Linked DNA regions of Homo sapiens: region 2 is linked to region 1. Evidence: chromatin loops called from intact Hi-C (ENCODE). Cell type or tissue: IMR-90. All regions are shown on one strand. Each heading gives the region's core, and the rest is flanking DNA. Links, peaks and the distances in the headings are about the cores only.

Region 1 (11,490 bases), core at 2,199-10,198:
GTGGCATGATCATGGCTCATTTGCAGCCTCAACTTCCTGGGCTCAAGTGATCCTCCCACCTCAGCCTCCCTAGTAGCTGGGACCACAGGTGTGCATGCACTACCACACTTGGCTTATTTTTTGCAGAGAGAGGTTTCACTATGTTGCCCAAGCTGGTCTCAAACTCCTGGCCTCAAGCAATCCTCCCCGCTTGGCCTCCCAAAGTGCTGGGATTACAGGCATGCGCCACCTTGCCCAGCCTGTTTTCTCTTTCTACCTTGTTTTTTTTTTTTTTTCACTCTGCCTTTTTACCCGGCGAATGATGAACTGAGAAAAGGATTAGAAATCACAAGATTTGTTTCTTGCCCCAGCTCTGCCAAATACTAGCCCTGTGTTTTGGAAGGATTCATTTAACTTCTCTGAACCTCAGTTTCAACTACAAAAAGGGAAGAATAGCTTCTCTGTCTCACAAAAATAATGATGTGAAAGTGTTTTGTGAAAATGTCACACTTTTACAAATGCCAGGTTTTCACATGCGTCTCTGAAGAGTGTGGTTTTTTTCCCTCTCCTTAAGTCTGATCACCATTTCCTCTTAGTTTCAGTTTTGACTTTTATTTGCCCTGCAGCCCGGTGAGGGCACAGACTGGTTCATGTGCTGTGATTCTCCCTGAGTCATCCTTGCTCCCTCCCTCCTCATTCTCTTTTCATTTCCTGGGCTTGTGTTGCTACGTTAGAAGTCTGTCTGTCTCCTGGAAAGGGCAGAGCAAGTCCACTGTGGTAAGGCTTGTATTTTACTTTCTCCGTCGTCACATGATAAATACTTCTTGTGAAAGATTTACTTTTAGATTCCATAAAAGATTACTGGAGGGAATGTCATCTGTCTATTGTAATATTTAAGTATTTTGAATAAAATTAATCTTTGTCATTTTCTCTTGACATGAAGCTTCTGATTTTAGAATAGGTTTTTGTTTGTTTAATCTAGGATATTTAAAGACTATCTCTTGGAAGCTTTTAGGTTAATAATTTGTTAGAATAGTTTTCATATTGTGGGAGGTGACACACAGGGATGATCTGAAATTAATGAAGTGGGTTGCAGCTAAAATCAATTTAGTAAGAGTAAGTACTGTTTTGGGAAAATCTGCCTGCTGTATATGTGGGTGTGGATGTTTACTGTGTTGTACTCTGAAATGTGTTTTTTGTGGATCTTCCTCATCAAGTTGGGTGGAAAATTACTTCTCTGTAATTTCTTCAGCACTCTCCATTTTCTTATTTTAGGTTAATAATGATCTGAGAGGCGCATTTGGTTATAAGGGTCCAAAGCAGTGATCTGTTTCCATTTTGCGACTTCGAGGCCTCAGAAATATAAAACTAGCTGGTTGATCCCGGCTAGTTTTATATTTTTGAGCCCTCAAAGTTACAAAATGTCAGTGGAGCCTTTGTGTGTTTTGTGTCAGTGGAGCCAAAGAGATGGATACTCCCAACAATACAAATATTTTATATGAAGAATGATTTAGATTGTCAGAATCGTTCTAAGACTACTTGTAGATGTTATTCTAATGTAAGTTGTAACTAACGTATTATCCAAAACAGCTCTTTTTCTTGACAGATATATATATAAAGTCTGAGAAGTAATGATAGAGGTTTGTTGGCATAAATCTTAAGGGAAATGAGTCCTTAGAAAATTTACCAACGTAGATGGGCTTTGGAATTTTGCCAAAGCTTCTTCAGATGGAAAAGTTAAGTTCATAGGAGCTCAGCTCAGCAGCAGCTGTGTCTCAGAAGGTAAAATATTGCTTGAGGGGGCAGAATAATTTGTAACTGATGTGACCCCCTGCCCCCACCAAAAAAAAAGTGAAACAAAAAAATACAATCAATATAGACATCATGATGCAGCCAATTTTTGTAATAGGTCTCTGAGCAATTGTCAACCTGATTTTTACTTAGGTCTACCACCAAAGTAAAGTTATGTTTGTATTTTATTTTACATTTATTTTGATACGTTCCTTTACTTAGTTTTTTACTTAGTTCCTACCACCAAAGCAAAGTTATATTTGTATTTTATTTTACATTTATTTTGTTATATTCCTTTTATCTACTTAGGTTTCTTCTCTACTTCCCTTTTTAATTGAAGAGTTTAATGCATGTATCTGTGTGTTTGCTTGAAAAAAAACACCAAGTATAACATGTTCTATCTATGAATACTTCTGGCCATTAACTCAAAAGGTACTATATTACAGACAGAAAAGCACCAGAAAGCAATCAGGGACTTCATCTAAGAGGTAGGACAGCATAGTTGGTAAAAATACAGACCCTGGAGGCAAACTGCCTGGGCTTGAATCCCAGCTTTATTACTTTGGGAAAACTACTTATCTTCTTTACTTGTTTTGGTATCCATGTCTGTGAAATGGAAGTAATAATAATCCTCTCATAGCATTGTTGTGAGGTTTCAATAGATGAAGTGAAGACTTTAGAAGGGCACATGATAAGAATTATATAAGGGTTACCTATTATTGCTATCCAATTTGTCATAGCAAGCTAAGGGACCTTGGGCAAGTTACTCAAACCCTTTGGCTTCATTTATTTAAAAACAAAAACAAAAAAGACGCAGTTCTCTGCTTCTTTGTGCATATTTAAACTCATGGTTTATCCCATGAGTTTTATATTTTTGAGCCCTCGAAATTACTCCTTTGCATTTTATGTCAGTGAAGCCAAAGAGACAGATACTCTCAACAACACAAATATTTTGTATTAAAAACTATTTAGATTGTTAGAATGGTTCCGAGGCTACTTGTAGATATTATTCTTCTAATATGATAAGTTGTAAGTAATATATTATCCAAAACAGCTCTTTTTCTTTTAGTGAAAGCCTGCTCTTCATTATGACATTAATTATTAAGAGAGGCTCGGCCGAGCATGGTGGCTAACGCCTGTAATACCAGCACTTTGGGAGGCCGAGGTGGGTGACTCACAAGGTCAGGAGATCGAGACCATCCTGACTAACACGGTGAAACCCCGTCTCTACTAAAAAATACAAAAAATTAGCTGGGCGTGGTGGCAGGCACCTGTAGTCCCAGCTACTCGGGAGGCTGAGGCAGGAGAATGGCGTGAACCCAGGAGGCAGAGGTTGCAGTGAGCCAAGACTGCGCCACTGCACTCCAGCCTGGGCGACAGAGTGAGACTCCATCTCAAAAACAAAACAAAACAAAAAAAAGAGGCTCCAGCCCGGTGACATGGCAAAACCCTGTCTCAAAAATATAAAACTGAGGCTGGACGTGGTGGCTCACGCCTGTAATCCCAACACTTTGGGAGGCCAAGGTGGGCAGATCACCTGAAGTCCGGAGTTCGAGACCAGCCTGGCCAACGTGGTGAAACCCCATCTCTATGAAAAATACAAAAATTAGCCAGGCATGGTCGTGCATGCCTGTAGTCCCAGCAACTCGGGAGGCTGAGGCAGGAGAATTGCTTGAACCCAGGAGGCGGAGGTTGCAGTGAACCAGGATTGTGCCTCTGCGCTCCAACCTGGGTGAACAGAGAGAGACTCTGTCTCAGGAAAGATAAATAAATAAATGAAATAAAAAATAGAAAGATTAGCCAGGCATGGTGGTGGGTTCCTGTAATCCCAACTACTCAGGTGGCTGAGGCAGGAGAATCTCTTGAACCCAGGTTGCAGAACCCAGGAGCTGAGATTGTGCTGCTGCACTCCAGCCTAGGCAACAGAGTGCTATTAAAACAAAAGAAAACATTGACCGGGTGCAGTGGCTCACTCCTGTAATCCCAGCACTTTGGGAGGCCGAGGCAGGCAGATTGCCCAAGTCCAGGAGCTCAAGACCAGCCTGGGCAACATGGTGAGTGAGAGCCCATCTCTACAAAAAATATAAAAATTAACTGGAAGTAATCTGTGGTCCCATTTACTCAGGAGGCTGAGGCAGGAGGATCACTTGAGCCTGGGAGGTCAAGGCTGCAGTAAGCCAAGATTGCGCCACTGACCTCCAGCCTGGGTAACAGTAAGACCTTGTCTTAAAAAAAAAAAAAAAAAAAAAAAAAGAGGCTGCTATTTTTATATTTTTGTTTTATGTGAATTGGTCCCCAGGAGTAAAAGCTTAGTAATCTGTTCTTTCTTGTAAGACTTCTTACATAACAGCACAGAATGTTCAGTGAATCTTCATTAAAATGTCACGTCCTAAATACAGAAATACATTGTAAGGTAGGGAGGCCATGACAGCAAGACATAAAGCTATTTAATCTGAATTGGCCGGGTGCAGTGGCTCACACCTGTAATCCCAGCACTTCGGGAGGCCGAGGCAGGCAGATCATTTGAGGTCAGGACTTTGAGACCAGCAACATGGTGAATCCCTGTCTCTACTAAAAATTAAAAAAAAAAATTCTCCGGGCATGGTGGCGCACACCTGTAATCTTAGCTGCTCCGGAGGCTGAGGCAGGGGAATCGCTTGAACTTGGGAGGCGGAGGTTGCGGTGAGCTGAGATCACGCCACTGCACTCCAGCCTGGGTGACAGAGCAAGACTCTGTCTCAAAAAAAAGTAAATAAAAATAAAAAATAAATAAATGCCTGTAATCCCAGCACTTTGGGAGGCCGAGGTGGGCAGATCACGAGGTCAGGAGATCGAGACCATCCTGGCTAACACGGTGAAACCCCGTCTCTACTAAAAATACAAAAAAATTAGCCGGGCGTGGTGGTGGGCACCCATAGTTCCAGCTACTCGGGAGGCTGAGGCAGGAGAATGGTATGAATCCAAGAGGCGGAGCTTGCAGTGAGTCAAGATCGAGCCACTGCACTCTAGGCTGGGCGACAGAGCGAGACTCCGTCTCAAAAAAAATAAAAATAAAAAAAAATAAATAAATAAATCTGAATTGGCTTTTAAACAATATATTACGCCAAAGTTGTGATCAGACAAACTTGATCTAATGTCTTAGATGAGATGAAAAGATCCTCTAGATGTGGAACAAAGAACGTTCTTCAATCTTTTGTTAACTTTGAGCTGTTAAAAATAAGGGGAAAAGCCAGGCGTGGTGGTGCGGTGGCTCATGCCTGTAATCCCAGCAACTCAAGAGGCTGAGGTGGGAGGATCTATTGAGCCCAGGATTTTCAGGCTGTAGTGAGTTACGATTATGCCACTGCACTGTAGCCCCTGGGTGACAGAGTGAGACCCTCATTAAAAAATAATCATAAGAGGAAGAGACATTTTACTTTTAATTTTCAGTTTGTTGACTTTTCCCTTATTTCTTCATGATGGGCCTTTTTTTTTTTGAGACAGGGTTTCACTCTGTTGGCCAGGCTGGAGCGCAGTGGCACAATCTCGGCTCACTGCATCCTTTACCTCCTGGGCTCAAACGATCCTCCCACCTCAGCCTCTTGAGTAGCTGGGACCACAGGCATGCACCACCACACTCAACTAATTTTTGTATGTTTTTGTAGAGGTGCAATTTTGCCATGCTGCCCAGGCTGGTCACAAAATCCTGGGCTCAAGTGATTGCCTGCCTCTGCCTCCCAGAGTGCTAAGGTTACAGGCGTGAGCCACCACACCCAGCCATGATGGTACTTTTGAAATTTCCATTTTACTTACTTGGCTTAGAGCCCTAAAGGTCTGTTTACTGAGAACTAAAATTCTTAGTGTTTTCGTTATGACTCTTGTTTTTGTTTTTGCTTATTTAATCAGTTACTGCTATTAGAGGCTCTGTTTTTAGAAGTGCAGGTAAGTAACCTGTTGAGAATTCCTATCAGTTGTCACTTGAGACCTCTCTGATCACTGGATGACCCTTCTGTTTGAAGAACTGTGTAATTGTAAGGCACATCTTTTGACATGGCATGAAAACAGATTACAAAACTTGTATAGTATGAATAGAAAGTGAGAGCAGAGGTGACTCCAAGATTAAGAATAAAGAACATAAGAAATTATGTTCCTTGTCTCCAGGTAACTCAAGTTTGGAGGTGGGAGTTTAATAACGTTTTTTGAAGGTTTTTTTTTTTTGGTGTAAATTTTTAATGTAAGTGAAAGACTAGGAAGAGTACACTGTTTTAAGCCACTTGTAGTGAAGTAACTGATGTTCTTTGACTATTTTTCGTAACTCTGAAATGCAAATTATTTGATAAAATTGGATGATCTTCTCATGGTGAGACTGTGACAGATTTACTCAGTATTGTATATTAACTTTCCCAACTTGTTCTTCATTTAACAAAAAGACTTAGCCTAGTTTTAAAATGTTGATAGTTTCAATAATGAAAAAAGTTTAATCCTCCACAATGCCTCATCACTTTCCTGTTAGTGACATTACATTACAGAGATTTGAGGATGGAGGATTACAAAGCTGCTAAGCCATAGTATTAGTTTCTCATTTGGAAATTTTGAAAGAGCAAATAAATAACATAAGTGTACTACAGTTAATAAGGGACAAATGGGAACTTTGTGCTACCTTATACTACCATTTTCTTCTTCCTTGTAAAATTACTCTGTACCTGAGCCTTTCTTTCTGATCTTCACAAAATGGAGGTTTTTGAAGACATGACTTAATAAACAGATAAGCCTTTGGGTATATAAATTATGTGACACAGTAATTCCTTAGTAACAGATGTTAGAGGATCTGCATGACTCATTCGGATTATGTTCTGGCAAAAAGATAGGTAAATACAACTTTACAGGAAAATTTAGCTTAACTGTTGATATGGCTTTGGTGAGTGGGTTCTCCTCCGTCTTGGACCTCCAGTCTTTCAGGAAGATTACAGAAATGTTTCCCTAAGTAAACAGTAGCTATTTTAATTCATGTTGCCTACTGTCATTCTTTGTTATGGTGACTTACCAAGAATCAGCAAAGTTTGGGATATTACTGAAGTGATTGTAAATATTCAGTGGATGAAGCGATTTACCTTACAGTTAATGAAATGTCTAAATCATCTTACCTATGCCTGTTCATTGTGCCAGAGTATGTATGGGCTTCGGGTATGGGAGAGATCAAGAATAAGGTTAAATCGATTACAGCAGAATTATACCCTTTTACATTTAACCAGATATAATGCCTGGGTCCTACCTTTATTAAGGATTCTAATTTAATTGTTATGGGTTGTAATGTGCTTCTAGGTAGCAAAGTTTGAGGACCTCCATGTTACATAATCTCCCCAACTGCATAACAGACTCTTGAAACAGAGATTATAATAATCTTACATTTCTCTCTTCAACATAAGAATGTGACTATGAATTGATTAGATGCTGATTCTGTACGTACTAGTTAAACACACCCTAAACATAAAAGAGCCAATTATTTAGTTGCTCAAACTAAACAAATATCAAGAAAGCCATGGTAAAGTACAGTTCTTTAGTAGGTATTGTAGAATATAGAGCCCATCAATTTATGATGGGGCACATTCCAATAAATAAACCCATCATAAGTTGAAAATGCATTTTTTTTTTTTTTTTTTGGAGATGGAGTCTCGCTCTGTCGCCCAGGCAGGAGTGCTGTGGTACGATCTCAGCTCACTGCAACCTCCGCCTCCTGGGTTCAAGTGATTCTCCTGCCTCAGCCTCCCGAGTAGCTGGGACTACAGGCATGCACCACCACACCCAGCTAATTTTTGTATTTTTAGTAGAGATGGGGTTTCACCATGTTGGCCAGGATGGTCTCCATCTCTTGACCTCGTGATCCACCCACCTCAGCCTCCCAAAGTGCTGGGATTACAGGCATGAGCCACTGCGCCCAGCCAAAAATGCATTTAATGCTCTGATAAACCCATGGTAAAGTCAAAATATTATAAGTGGAACCATCATAAGTTGGGGACTGTCTATACAAAGAAAAAAAATGGGCCAGGCACAGTGGCTCATGCTTGTAATCCCAACAGTTTGGGAGGCCGAGGCGGGCGAATCACTTGAGGTCAGGAGTTCGAGACCAGCCTGGCCAACACCATGGTGATACCCTATTTCTACCAAAAGTATTTTAAAAAAATTAGCCAGGTGTGGCTGGGCGCGGAGGCTCACACCTGTAATCCCAGCACTTTGGGAGGCCGAGGCAGGTGGATCACGAGGTCAGGAGATCGAGACCATCCTGGCTAACATGGTGAAACCCCGTCTCTACTAAAAATACAAAAAGTTAGCCGGGCGTGGTGGCGGGCACCTGTAGTCCCAGCTACTCGGGAGGCTGAGGCAGGAGAAAGGCGTGAACCCGGGAGGTGGAGCTTGGAGTGAGCAGAGATTGCGCCACTGCACTCCAGCCTGGGCAACAGAGTGAGACTCCGTCTCAAAAAAAAAATTAGCCAGGTGTGATGGCGCACACCTGTAATCCCAGCTACTTGGGAGGCTGAGGCAGGAGAATCGCTTGAACTCGGGAGGCGGAGGTTGCAGCGAGCCAAGATGGTGCAACTGCACTCCAGCCTGGGTGACAGAGTGAGACTCCATCTCAAAAAAAAAAATGGTAGTTGTGAAGTAAAGTAGGACTTAATCAGGAAAGGCTTCTGTAAAGAAGTATGGTCACATTTTGAAGTAAGTAAAGGACTTTTGTTGAAAAGCAGCAAGGATTCGTTAGATCAGCTTAGGTAGCTTGGGGGGACCATGACTCAACAGTAACAAAAGACCTCTACTAGAACGTAGAAAGGTGTTTATTATGTTTTGAATCTTGTATATTTGAACCGTTTATGATATATCCTAAACTGAGCTTTGGTTATGATCTGAGATTATTCAGTCTTGTTTAGACCTCCACTGAGTGTCTTTCTTCTTTGTTTATAGTAGAAGTTGGAAAACGTATATTTCCTCTTCAGAGAGACTTGCAGGTCTAGAATGGCAGGTTATGGTACACGTTATGTTGCACATAAAGAGTGTTCTGGCCGGGCATGGTGGCTCATGCCTATAATCCCAGCACTTTGAGAGGATCACTGAAGCCCAGAAATTTGAGACCAGCCTGGGCAACATAGCAAGACCTCGTCTCTACTAAAAATCATAAGGAAAAGAAAAGAATGTTTCATCAATGTGGGCAAAGATGCAGAAAGAGAAGTGACAGCTATTCAGTGGAAAAGACCCCAGGTCCAAGAACTGGGCCAGCCTTATTAAGTTTCCAAAGACTTCAGTGTTAATTTTATATATATATATATATATATATATATATATATATATATATATATATATTTTTTTTTTTTTTTTTTTTTTTTTTTTTTTTTGAGGTAGGGTCTCGGTTACCCAGGCTGGAGTACAGTGGTGCAGACTTGGCTCACTACAACCTCCACTTCCCAGGCTCTAGGAATCCTCCTACCTCAGCCTCCTGAGTAGCTGGGACTACAGGCATGCGCAACCACTCCCGGCCAATTTTGGTATTTTTTGTAGAGATAGGATCTCACTGTGTCACCCAGGGTAGTCTCGAACTCCTGGGCTCAAACAATCCACCCACCTCGGCCTCCCAAAGTGCTGGGATTACAGGCGTCAGCCACTGCACCCAGCCTATATTAATGTAACTATACATAACATTATATTAATATAATAAAATATGTATTGAATCCTGTGAGGCACATGGGAAGAGTCTGGCTGAGAAAAGTGAAACCAGTGCAACAAAAATATAAAAATATATCCTTAGTCTCCAGGAGCTTAGAGTTATAAGGCAGATCCACACTATTTCCTGTATGTTTTATAGCAAGGAGTAACAGATAAATCCTATGAGTTTAGAAGTAACAAGAAGGATTCAGATGGGCAGAATTGGGAGAGCATTCTGGACTTTCTGGATTGATGGGACAGTGTGACTTCAGTCATTCTGTTTGGGGGTTGGAATTGTTTTTAGCACCAGTGCTGTGTGACCTTGGACAACAAAGACACAGGTACAGTTCAGAGGTATGGAAATACAGAGATGAATAAAGAGCTGTACCTAACAGTACTTGATGTTTAGAGCTTTTATATCAAAGATGGGACCAACTTTCTCATCATCCAAGCATTTATTGAGCATTACTGTTTGCTCAGCATATGTTAGGCATTACCTGGGGGATAACAAAGAAGTTTAAAGCATGTTTTCTCCCTTGAAGCATTTATAATGTCATTGAGAAGATGACTAATACATGTGAAAAAATTAGTGAGAAGTATGGTACAAAATAGATATTTTGATAGTTTGTGTGGTCCAGACTCAGTGCCGTCTAGGAGTTCAGGAGGAATAAGAGAGGAAGATTAAGTACAGTGGAACTTAAGCCAGACCCTGCTGGAGCCGGATCAGGGTCTTAAACTGGGGTCCATAGATGTGCTTCAGGGAGTCTAAAATTCCCTCTAAAATGGTATGCTGCTTTGTGTGAAAGCACAGTTTTAAGGCAGAGAGGTCTTAATACCTTTCATCATATTTGCAAAACCTTTTCTGCTCCCCTAAAATGTTAATACCAGTATCTATGTGAATAAGGAGACAGCGCTTGGGAATTTAGTATGGCATTTGTAGGGCACAATGAGTAACCTGCCAGGAGAAGCCTCCCCTCCCATAGGAAACACCTAGCACACAATTACAGAGAGATTTGGGTGAAATGATGGCCCTAGCGATAGAGAAGAAAGATTGACTTTACCTCCTCTAATGCCCTTCACTGTGCTGTAGCCTTTCAAAAATTTATGTTTGGTTTCCTAGGAAAACATTAATGTGCTCAAGAAGGGATAATGTATCATTCTAAATATTGTATGAGTTTGCCGGCTTGCTTTTTAACTGAGTCAGAAAATTATAAATAGACTTCAAATGTAGAACTACTTTATTTTGTAACATTCAAACTGAGCCTTTATGTAATGGCCGGATGGTACCTTAGATTCATCTTTTCTCCTCTAAGTAATTGATGGTGTGTAAGAGGTGCCATATTGTGGGACAGGGTCTTGAATTCATGTCTCAGCAAGACTGAGGGGGAAACATGCACCTTTTATGAGATAGAGGCTGATAGAGGCAATGTTTTATATCAAGAAAGGTACTGATATTTTACTTCTCGTTCATTGGCCTAATCTTTCCTCCTCCAGCTCCAGCTTTGCCTTTCTTCACCCCCTGTCCTATGCTTTGGCATACAGAAGAGCCAGTAGTCTGCATATATGATGATACTTTTCAGCACCATGTTTTTGTTTATGCTTTTCCTTCTGCCTGGAATATCTTGCTCATCTTTGATCTGCTGGTTTTCTCTTTCATTCTTTAAGATCCAACTTTGGCCAGGCACAGTGGCTCACACCTATAATCCCAGCTCTTTGGGAGGCTGAGGTGGGTGGATCACTTGAGGTCAGGAGTTCAAAACCAGTGTGGCTGACGTGGTGAAAACCCATCTTCAGTGAAAATACAAAAATTAGAAGAGTTAGCCAGGTGTGGTGGCAGGCAGCCTGGGGCAACAGAGTGAGACTCTGTCTCAAAAAAGATCCAATGTTGTTGTTCCCTCTTCCGTGAATCTCTCATGTTCCCAGAGTACCCTGTTTGTCTCCAATGCTATTTCTTTTTTTTGTAGAGATGGGGTCTTACCATCTTACCCAGGTGGTCTCTAATTCCTGGGCTCAAGCTTATCCTCCTGCCTGGGCGTCCAAAAGTGCTGG
Region 2 (11,490 bases), core at 1,417-9,416, 140 kb before region 1:
CAAATCTGATACCTGCCTCTGGCGTGTTTAATCACCCACCAAGCCCTGTATAATCTTCACAGAAACCATTCACATCTCTTCCCTCCTGTGAGCAGGCTGTCATTTTCTTTTTTTTTTTTCCAACTGGAGCCTCGCTCTTGTTGCCCAAGCTGGAGTGCAATGGCGCAATCTCGGCTCACTACAACCTCCGCCTCACGGGTTCAAGCGGTTCTCCCGCTTAAGCCTTCCAAATAGCTGGGATTACAGGCATGTGCCACCATGCCCAGTTAATTTTGTATTTTTAGTAGAGACGGGGTTTCTCCACGTTGGTCAGGCTGGTCTCGAACTCCCAACCTCAGGTGATCCGCCCACCTCAGCCTCCCAAAGTGCTGGGATTACAGGCCCGAGCCACCGTGCCTGGCCCAGCCTGTCATTTTCTCTTTTGCCTAGCTTACTGTGTAATCTCCCTGACTTGTCCAAACCACTTGGCACTGCCAGAGACCTGAACTGTCCCGTCGGGTCCCTACTCCATAGCATCCTCTATCAGCTTTCCATTGCCCACCAGAAAAGGTGGGAAGAAAATTAGCATGGGCCGGCCGTGATGGCTCACACCTGTAATCTCAGCACTTTGATAGGCTGAGGCAGGCAGATGGCTTGAGGTCAGGAGTTGTACACCTGCCTAGGGCAACATGGCAAAACCGCGTCTCTACAAAGAAATAACAAAAATTAGCCAGGCATAGTGGCATGCCTGTAATCGCAGCTACTTGGGAGGCTGAGGTGAGAGGATGGCTTGAGCTCAGAAGGTCAAGGCTGCAGTGAGCCATGATCACGACACTGCGCTCCAGCCTGGGCGACAGAGCAAGACACTGTCTCAAAAATAATGTATATTTTACAAAGAATTAGCATGTGAATACCTTTTATGTGCCAGGCACTGTACTAAGTGCACTACATCTAGATATGAGTCCCATCTCATAGATGAACAGGCAACACAGACAACTTAAGTAACTTGTTTAAGGTCACACAGCTAGTAAGCAGTAAACTAAGATTCAAACTGTTTCAAAAGCAATCCTATTTTCAAGTCCACTCTACAGCCTCATTTCAGATTAATTACAATCCTGTTACATGGATGTCCCATTCCCCTTTTATGAAAAAAGCACTAAAGTAGCTTCCCTAAAGTGTATTACTTCATAATTTAGGAGCTGGAATCTGAACGTGCATCTGACTTCAAAGTATCCAGTGCTGATTCTTCACCTCTCCCAGATCCTTCGCCTGGCAGCAGGGCCCTGTTTCATCTAGACCCAACGTGGTTTAACAGCCTTTTGCCCCAAATTAGACAATTTGCCAGTGGATCTCCATTTTACCTCTCTATCCTTGCTTTTATAATTCCATCAACATCTTTGCCTTTCCTCCAACCCAAAATCAATTGCCACTTTCTTCCTGAAACCTTTCCATGTCTCCAAAACTCCAAGAAACCTTCCTTAACTCAAGCAGCATTGAGTTCACAACTCACTTGTAGGAATGCTTGTTCCTTGGTGCCGTAAAGAAATAGCACTTGAATATAAATTTAATTTTTTTAGTAAGGCCATTTTTATACTTTCTGCAGAAAGGGTACACTTGCTAGCAGTTTTGTCACGAGAGTATACTGAACAAAGGAGACAGGGTCGTTTATAACCTGATGGGTCTACTTTATTGCTGTCTGGTTTTTTTGGCTGGAATGGGACTTTATATTTTGTATTTGTTTTGATTGGCTAGTAACTTACAACTTTTTAAAAGAGGCAAAGGCAGAGGAGAATAGGCCAGGTGCGATGGCTCACACCTATAATCCCAGCACTTTGGGAGGCTGAGGCGGGCGGATCACGAGGTCAGGAGATCAAGACCATCCTGGCTAACATGGTGAAACCCCGTCTCTACTAAAAAAATACAAAAAAGTTAGCCGGGTGTGGTGGTGGGCACCTGTAGTCCCAGCTACTCGGGAGGCTGAGGCAGGAGAATGGCGTGAACGTGGGAGGCTGAGCTTGCAGTGAGCCGAGATGGCACCACTGCCCTCCAGCCTGGGTGACAGAGCAAGACTCCATCTCAAAAAAAAAAAAAAAGGCAGATGAGAATAAAGGAAGGAGGAAGGAACTTGTGGAATATCGAGAAAGGTAAAAACACCTTTAAATAAGGAAGAGGAACAGGCTATGACCTAATGTTTGTTTGGACCAGTATAAGTATGGCAGGGCAAATATTGAGGCTAAACTGTGGGAGCCGAGAATATAAAGTACATCTTTTTTTTTTTTTTTTTTTTTTTTTTGAGACAGTCTCACTCTGTCACCCAGGCTGGAGTGCAGTGGTGCGATCTCGGCTCACTGCAAGCTCTGCGTCCCGGATTCACGCCATTCTCCTGCCTCAGCCTCCCGAGTAGCTGGGACTACACGCGCCTGCCACCACGCCTGACTAATTTTTTGTATTTTTAGTAGAAACAGGGTTTCACCGTGTTAGCCAGGATGGTCTCAGTCTCCTGACCTTGTGATCCACCTGCTTCGGCCTCCCAAAGTTCTGGGATTACAGGCGTGAGCAACCGTGCCCGGCCTGTATAAAGTACATTGATTTTTTTTATTATGGCTGGTAGATATTTAAGAATGTTAGCACAGGTCTTTGAATAAATTTTGCTTTTAAGAGAAATTACTACTTATTTTTAATTAGATGGGGAGGAAAGTCTTTTAAGAGGAACCTCTTCTTTACTTTTTTTTTTTTTGAGATGGAGTCGCCCAGCCTGTAGCCAGGCTGGAGGGCAGTGGCGCGATCCCAGGTCACTGCAAGCTCCGCCTCCTGGGTTCACGCCATTCTCCTGCCTCCGCATCCCGAGTAGCTGGGACTACAGGCGCCCGCCACCACGCCCAGCTAATTTTTTGTATTTTTAGTAGACACGGGGTTTTACCATGTTAGCCAGGATGGTCTCCATCTCCCGACCTCGTGATCCGCCCGCCTCGGCCTCCCAAAGTGCTGGGATTACAGGCGTGAGCCACCGCGCCCAGCCCTCTTCTTTGCTTTTTACACTTGTAACATTCTTAAGCATTGAGAATGTGCCAAAACTACATTGCAGCCCTCCTGCAGCTGAGCACGTGATAGCCCCCAACAAATACATGCAAAGTGAAAGGAAAATGTGTTCCTGCAGGGAGGATGCCTCCCAGGATCATTGAAATAGCCGGTTATCAGCAGTAAGAAAAGTGCATGAGACTGAGAAGCAGAGATTTGCTTCTGGCACCAAATGTCTTGCAAAAGTGTTTGCGTTGCATTGATTTTCAGTGTTTGTCCTCCTCCCTGGCTTCCAGGTCTCTGAGTGGGCGGTGAATCTCCCCTCACCCCCAAGCTGCCTTGTTAAAATCTTTTCCCAGCCTGGACTTTTTGTCCGAGTCATACTAGCCACCAAGTAAACAGCAACCTACTTGCCACCTGGGGAGGTGCAGCGTGGCTTGACTGGATAGTAGCCTCTTTGGGTTTTGCTTCAAACCCAACCTATTTGAAGGTGCAGTGTGCGGTGAGAGTCTGGAACCCTGCAGTGGTGATGAGGGGGAGGCAGAGGGAGGGAAACTGACCACAGAAGGGAAAACCAGTCCAAGCTGGCTGACACTGAAAGCCACCTCTCCCTGCAGCTCAGCAGCGATCTGAACTATATCCTGGGTTCCAGAAAAGGCAGAGGTTCTTACCGAAAGCAGGTAAGTGTCTTGTCTGTCTGCATCAAGCTCAGAGTTGGTAGGAAAAGACTCTTCTAGCAAATAAACCATTGGGGGAAAGGGGAAGAGCAGCCAGTGGGACAGGGACACTCATCCCATTTGTTGGATAGAGTCAGAAGGGGTGGGCACGAGGAAGTGGCCGCCCCTGACCATGGGGTATCCCAGGCAACATCCAAGCCAGGAAGCAAGTGATTTTCTTGGCAATAAGTCAAGAACTGGCTCCTGGCTACTAGTGTGAGGGGCTCATTCCTGGGAACACTCACCCTTGCTCTGCTAATAAGAGGAAGTAGGCGGGGACGTGGTCATCACCCTGAGGCCCCCAACCCAGCTCCTCACAGTGGGAATAAATGAGCACAGCTCTACAGTGGAGCCAGCAGTCTCGTGACAAGTCTGACAGCAAAGTCAGATGGGGAGTCATTGTGGCTTCTTGATTTGAGGATGCTTACTGGATGCCTCTGCGCCGTGGCCAGGATACTGCCCCAAGACTTTTTGTTGTTGTTGAGACAGTTTTACTCTGTCGCCCAGGCTGGAGTGCTGTGGCATGATGGCGGCTCACCGCAACCTCCGCCTCCTGGGTTCAAGCAATTCTCCTGCCTCAGCCTCCCGAGTAGCTGGGACTACAGGTGCATGCCACTATGCCTGGCTAATTTTTTTTTCTATTAGTAGAGATGGGGCTTCAGCATGTTGGCCAGGCTGGTCTCGAACTCCTAACCTCAGGTGATCTGCCCGCCTTGGCCTCCCAAAGTGCTAGGATTACAGGCGTGAGCCACCGTGCCCAGCCTCAAGACCGTCTTAACTCACAAATAACTGGTAATTTTCATGGGGAAGCAAGTCAGTGTCAATGTAATGCAGTAAGTGCTGCAACTGAATATTCAATGGGTTAACAGGAGAGGGCTCCTAGCCAAGAATGGGGTGACTCCAGAAAGGCATGTGGGAGGAGGTGACGTCTGAGCTGAAGCCCAAAGAACAGTTTGTAAATCACTGGGTTTGGATGCGGAAAGAGTGTCCTGGGTGAAGGGGACAGTATGTGCAAGACTCGGAAGCAAGACTGACGTGTTCCGAAAGCAAAAGTTGAAAGCAGGGGGTGAGGGAGAGGAAAACCAGGGCAGGTTGTGCGGGAGTGGGAGCCTGTCCCGAGAGCCGTGGGAAGGCAGCCCCCGCGCCCTTTCACCCACTTGGCCGTTTGGAAGGTGGATTTGAAGGCAACAAGGCTGAAGGCAAGGAGCTGAGTTAGGAGCCCTCAGGCATCCGGAGGGACAATCTGTGGTGATCTAGCAGTGGCTGCACAGAAGGGGAAGCCAGAGGAGTCAAGCCAAGGGAATGGGACGTTTTTAAACAGGAAGAACGAAAAGCTATGTGATCTGAGGAGCTTGGAAAACTCCAGCACGCTCCTCCCTGCAGCTCAGCAGCTAGTATCATTTCTCTAAATAGTGTGTCTTGTTCACAATATGACCCTCAGTTACAATGTATTAAGAATCACTTCTCCAGCCGGGGCGCAGTGGCTCAGGCCTGTAATTCCAGCACTTTGGGGAGCTGATGTGGGCAGATCACTTGAGGCTGACGAGTTCAAGACCAGCCTGGACAACAGGGTAAAAATGCACAAATTAGCCGGGCGTGATGGAGCACGCCTGTAATCCTAGCTACTTGGGAGGCTGAGGCAGAACTGTTTGAACCCAGAAGGCAGAGGTTGCAGTGAGCCAAGGTCACACCACCGCACTCCAGCCTGGGCAATGCAGTGAGACTGTCTCAAAAAGAAAAAAAAAAAAAAAAGTCTGGGCCCAAGGCAGACGGATCAGTTGAGGTGAGGAGTTTGAGACCACCCTGGCCAACATGGTGAAACCCCGTATTTACTAAAATACAAAAATTAGCCGGGCATGGTGGCTCGTGCCTGTAATCGCAGCTACTGGGAGGCTGAGGCAGGAGAATCGCTTGAACCTAGGAGGCGGAGGTTGCAGTGAACCGAGATCATGCCCCTGCACTCTAGCCTGGGCAACAGAGCAAGACTCCCGTCTCAGAAAAAAAAAACAAAAAACTTTGCCAGGTGTGGTGGTGCGTGCCTGTAATCCCAGCTACTCAGGAAGCTGAGGCAGGAGAATCACTGGAACCTGGGAGGCAGGGGTTGCAGCGAGCCGAGATCACGCCACTGCACTCCAGCCTGGGCAACAGAGTGAGACTCCATCTCAAAAAAAGGAGAATCGGCTGGGCACAGTGGCTCACCCCTGTAATCCCAGCACTTTGGGAGGCCAAGGTGGGCGGATCACCTGAGATCGGGAGTTCAAGACCAGCCTGACCAACATGGAGAAACCACATCTCTACTAAAAATACAGAAATATAGGTGGGCATGCTGGCGCATGCCTGTAATCTCAGCTACTCAGGAGGCTGAGGCAGGAGAATTGCTTGAACTCTGGAGGTGAAGGTTGCAGTGAGCCGAGATCGTGCCATTGCACTCCAGCCTGGGCAACAAGAGCAAAACTCCATCTCAAAAAAAAAAAAAAGAATCACTTTTCCACTGGGTGTGGTGTCTCACGCCTGTAATCCCAGCACTTTGAGTGGTTGAGGTGGGATTACTGTTTGAGCCCAGGCATTCATGACCAGCCTTAGCAACATGGCGAGACCCCATCTCTACAAATAAATTTTTTTTTTTTTTTTTTTTTTGAGACGGAGTCTCGCTTTGTCGCCCAGGCTGGAGTGCAGTGGCGCGATCTCGGCTCACTGCAAGCTCCGCCTCCCGGGTTCACACCATTCTCCTGCCTCAGCCTCCCGAGTAGCTGGGACTACAGGCGCCCGCCACCACGCCCGGCTAATTTTTTGTATTTTTAGTAGAGACGGGGTTTCACCGTGTTAGCCAGGATGGTCTCAATCTCCTGACCTCGTGATCCGCCCGCCTCGGCCTCCCGAAGTGCTGGGATTACAGGCATGAGCCATGGCGCCCAGCCCTCTACAAATAATTTTTTAAAAATTAACCGGGCGTGATGGTGCACACCTGTAGTCTCAACAACCCAGGAGGCTGAGGCGGGAGGATCCCTTGAGTCAAGGAAGTTGAGGCTGCAGTGAGCCAAGATCACGCCACTGCACTCTAGCCTGGGCAACAGAGTGAGACCTTTTACAGTTTTCTGTACCTTCTGGATTTTCTACTATTTTTTCTATTACTTTAAGCACTTTAAGAAAGGGAGCAGATGTTCATTAGTAACAAAAAGTCATGGATCATTCCTGTTAGCTCATTATTTTCTAGCAAAACAGACAGGGTGGGCCACAGGTTAGTTCTGGTGGTGGGATTCAGGCAGGGGTGGCCGGAGTAGCCTCTGAATGCTGCTGAGTGGTGAGATCAGTTGACAGTGCTGCACCTCCTCTCTGACTTCCTCCCCACTTCCCCCCAAAACCTGTCTGCTTCTGACTCTACACCAGAACCATCCTTAGCCACCTCCACGTTTGAAAAATAGAGTCTGGAGTGGTGAGGAGGTAGGACTCAGTATCTGGAAATACTCCTGGAAATGGGGCACCTGGGGGCTGGAGGACTAGCCCAAGGCCAGCCACGGCAGCATGGTGTCTACAGCTGAGGTGTTCTTTCTGTCAAGCCGGTGTGCCTGCTGGCTGACTTCCTTCCCACAGTGCTGAGGAGAGAGTTCCCGAAGCCCCACTGACCCCATCTCTCTCCTTCCCTGCAGGCAGCTTCGGTTCCTAACTTGCATCCTTCATTCCTCACCTCAGAGCTGAGACAGCTCCATGGTTCTCTGCGGTTCAGCCCTGGACAGTCACCAAGGCTCTCTACAAAGTTCTCTCCCAGTAACCCTTGTTCTCTACCCCTTCTCCCTAATCCCTCCCTCTCCACTTCATTGTTTTACTCTGAAGGGTCTCCTAATTGGCCTCTCACTGACTCCCCTCAACCCATTCTTCCAGAATAACTGTCCTCATACTACATTCAATGTGGTATTTTCCCCCTTAAAAGCATTCAGTGTGGCTCACGCCTGTAATCCCGACACTTCGGGAGGTGGAGGTGTGCGGATCAGCTGAGCTCAGGAGTTCAAGACCAGTCTGGGCAACATGGCAAAACCCATCTCTACAAAAATTTTTTTTAAAAAAATAGCCTGACATGGTGTCATACACCTATGGTCCCAACTCCTTGGGAGGCTGAGGTGGGAGGATCGCTTGAGCCTGGGAAGCAGAGGTTGCAGTGAGCTGAGATTGCGCCACGGCGCTCCACCCTGGGCAACAGAGCCAGATCTTGTCCCCTGAAAAAAAGAAGTATTCAGTGTTTTGTTACTGCCTACAGGATCACATTTAAAAATTCACTTTTCATGTTGTGAAAATGCCAATCAAAAAGAAAACAAAAAAATTCCCTTTTAGGAGGGCACATGCTGTCTCTAGCCACCCAGGCTCCCCACGTGTGGCCTAACCTGCCTTTGCAGCCTCCTTCCCACAGTTCTGTTCCCTGAACCCTCTGCTCACACCAAGCCCACATCCAGGGTCTGCACGCCCCACCTTCTGCTTTTAAATGCTTCCTTATTCTTTTTTTTTTTTATTTTTTTTTTTGAGATGGAGTCTTGCTCTGTCGCCCAGGCTAGAGTGCAATGGCGTCGTTTCGGCTCACTGCAATCACCACCTCCCGGGTTCAAGCGATTCTCCTGCGTCAGCCTCCCGAGCAGTTGGGATTACAGGCACGTGCCATCACGTCTCGCCTGACTGATTTTTGTGTTTTTAGTAGAGACGGAGTTTCACTATGTTGGCCAGGCTGGTCTCGAACTCCTGACCTCCTGATCCACCCACCCTCGGCCTCCCAGAATGCTGGTATCACAGGCGTGAGCCACTGTGCCTGGCCAATGTTCCCTTTATTATTATTATTATTATTATTTATATATGTATTTTTTGAGATGGAGTCTCGCTCTGTCGCCCAGGCTAGAGTGCAGTGGTGCGATCTCAACTCACTGCAACCTCCGCCTCCCAGGTTCAAGCGATTCTCCTGCCTCAGCCTTCTGAGTACCTGGGATTACAGACATGCATCACCACGCCCAGCTAATTGTTACATTTTTAGTAGAGACCGGGTTTCACCACATTGGCCAGGCTAGTCTCAAACTCGTGACCTCAGGTGATCCACCTGCCTCGGCCTCCCACAGTGCTGGGATTACAGGTGTGAGCCACTGTGCCCCGTGCTCTCTTATTCTTTAAGTCCCACTTCTCCAAGCCAGCCCTTAGTGACTCTGCACACCTCTGAGCCTTTCAGCACGCACTGTCTAAGCCGCTCAGTTGCCATTAAATGGAATGTGAGGGTTTTAAAAATGTATTTATTAAGCACTCTTTGGTTACCAAGTTACAGAACTCTACTATCTTAAGACAATAAGTCACCTCATTAGAAGCATAGTGGGAGACCCTTTTTGTGGTCAAGGTCAGGAATAAAGTGGATCGCTGTGCAGTAATAAGGCAGAAGTCTCTCCCGCCTTGCATCATCTCTGCGGGTCTGCTTTATTTATCTCTGTTTCCTCAATCATGTGACAAGTTTGCTGATGGGCCCCAAGTTTTATCTGTTACAGGTAAAATGCCCCTAAAAGAGGCTGCATACACTTTAAAAATTCCTATGGAAGGGGTTGAATCATTCAGCTTAAGTCAGGTCTCCATCCTTACACAGTGAACAGTAGCCAGGGGATGGAGTTCCAGGGACGTGGCAGTTCCCAGTGCAACTAACCCGGAATAGCAAGGGGGAAAGGGCAAGTCCTAGAATGGGGTATGCTCACCCACTGCATTCCACCTTTTGACACTAAGAACATGCAAACATGCTATTTCCCGTGTATCAAATTTCTTCTTCTCAATATGATTCAGTTATCACATGTAAATTGTGAATGCACTTGTCTTCCCAGTGCACAGTGACACAATGTCATGGCCAGATGCTGCATCCCAAGGCGGTGACAGGGAGCCTCTGTCTTCCAGCTGGCTGCTTTTCTAGTCCTTTCCCACTTTGTTTCCAAAGAGTTCCAGATGTGTTTTCTCATTGTTCTGCATCCCAGCACTTAGATGATCTTTTCTACCCCAATACCCCCTACACCCTCTAAATTCCTTCAGAAAAGAAGGTAGAGGAGGCCGGGCATGGTGGCTCATGCCTGTAATCCCAGCACTTTGGGAGGCTGAGGCGGGCAGATCAGGAGGTGAGGAGATGGAGACCATCTTGGCCAACATGGTGAAACCCCATCTCTACTAAAAATACAAAAATTAGCCATTCGTGGTGGTGTGAGCCTGTAGTCCCAGCTACTCAGGAGGCTGAGGCAGGAGAATAGCTTGAACCCAGGAGGCGGAGGTTACACAGTGAGCCAAGATCGCACCACTGCACTCCAGCCTGGACGACAGAGTGAGACTCCGTCTCAAAAAAAAAAAGAAAAAAAAAAGAAGTCTATTCCCATCAGTGCCGGAACCAGTAGGAATTCAATTCTGTGGAGGGCAAGGCCTTGCTTTGTTCCCCAGCTGTGTCCCTGCTGCTTAGAACTGCAAATGGCATACAGTAATCACTCAACAAATATCTGTAGCGTGACTAACACTTAGGCTTGTGGGTTGCCTTGGGGGGCAGTTATCGGCCCTGGTGCCAGGTTTGGGGTTTTCATGGTGCTATGACTCCTTTCATACCTTGCCTGGCTAATGGTTTCGCCTTTGTTGCCTGTTACTAATGCATTTACTGCTGCCAGGAATCTTGTCAAGTCATAGGCTTTGATTAGCATAGGCCTGCGAAAGGGAACTTCCGGGGCTGGAACTGCAGCAGCTTGGTACAGCCTCAGGGTAGGGAGGCTCACCCTCCAGCCAAGTGCTCTCCGTGGGTGGAAACATTATCACATCTGTTAGCTATGCTATGGAGTGGCCCTGGGATTAGGGTGTCCCTAATTTCTCTGGCATCTGTTAAATACCCCTATTCCAGTAGCCCAGGCTGGAGTGCAGTGGCGTGATCTTGGCTCACTGCAACCTCCGCCTCCTGGGTTCAAGCGATTCTCCTGCCTCAGCCTCCCAGGTAGCTGGGATTATAGGTGCCCATCACCGCACCTGGCTAATTTTTTTGGGGTGGGGGACAGAGTCTCACTGTGTCACCCAGGCTGGAGTGCAGTGGCACCATCTCGGCTCACTGCAAGCTCCGCCTCCCGGGTTCACGCCATTCTCCTACCTCAGACTCCCAAGTAGCTGGGACGACAGGCGCCCACCACCACACCCGGCCAATTTTTTGTATTTTTAGTAGAGACGGGGTTTCACCATGTTAGCCAGGATGGTCTCGATCTCCTGGCCCTGTGATCCGCCCGCCTCAGCCTCCCAAAGTGCTGGGATTATAGGCGTGAGCCTCCAAGCCCAGCTAATTTTTTGTATTTTTAGTAGAGATGGGGTTTCTCCATGTTGGTCAGGCTGTTCTCAAACTCCTGACGTCAGGTGATCCGCCCGCCTCAGCCTCCCAAAGTGCTGAGATTATAGGTGTGAGCCACCGCACCCGGCCCACAGTTTCTAAAGTAGTAATTTAGTTCTAGAAACAGCAGGGAATATGATTATAAGAGCAGTCACAATGTTCTCAATTATTGGACTCCCTGGCTTCAGACAGAAACAGTTGTGTCCTGTCTATTTTTTTTTTTTTTTTTTTGAGATGGAGGCTCGCTGTGTCACCCAGGCTGGAGTGCAGTGGTGCGATCTCGGCTCCCTGCAAGTTCTGCCTCCCAGGTTCATGCCATTCTCCTGCCTCAGCCTCCTGAGTAGCTGGGACTACATGCGCACACCACCATTCCCCGCTAATTTTTGTGTTTTTAGTAGAGATGGAGTTTCACTATGTTGGCCAGGCTGGTCT

The links. Hi-C counts contacts between places; a loop is a spot of excess contacts. Peaks named below come from ENCODE experiments on the same cell type or tissue, not always from the same donor. Only the 100,000 strongest peaks of a DNase experiment are listed, where the experiment ranks them.
Region 2: a loop joins it to region 1, with 2.6 times the contacts of the local background. A loop is called at or near these places in 11 of 110 quality-filtered maps.

Annotation. Positions count from the first base shown.
Region 1 is chr22:17,706,070-17,717,559 of GRCh38, forward strand. All of the region lies in intron 6 of BCL2L13 (BCL2 like 13), which reads left to right. Among named protein-coding and RNA genes, the nearest start is that of MIR3198-1, 52 kb to the right of the region's middle. RefSeq lists enhancers at 244-293, 314-363. In IMR-90, for the core only: no CTCF peak of the experiment used is centred there; a DNase peak (open chromatin) is centred at 6,582.
Region 2 is chr22:17,566,310-17,577,799 of GRCh38, forward strand. SLC25A18 (solute carrier family 25 member 18) reads left to right here. Exons shown (of 11, transcript NM_031481.3): 2 at 3,615-3,677. It overlaps LOC105372850 (a long non-coding RNA gene), which reads right to left and starts at 3,769. Exons shown (of 3, transcript XR_001755420.2): 1 at 3,669-3,769. RefSeq lists enhancers at 2,360-3,111, 3,112-3,862. In IMR-90, for the core only: no CTCF peak of the experiment used is centred there; a DNase peak (open chromatin) is centred at 4,642; H3K4me3 peaks cover 919 bases; H3K27ac peaks cover 810 bases.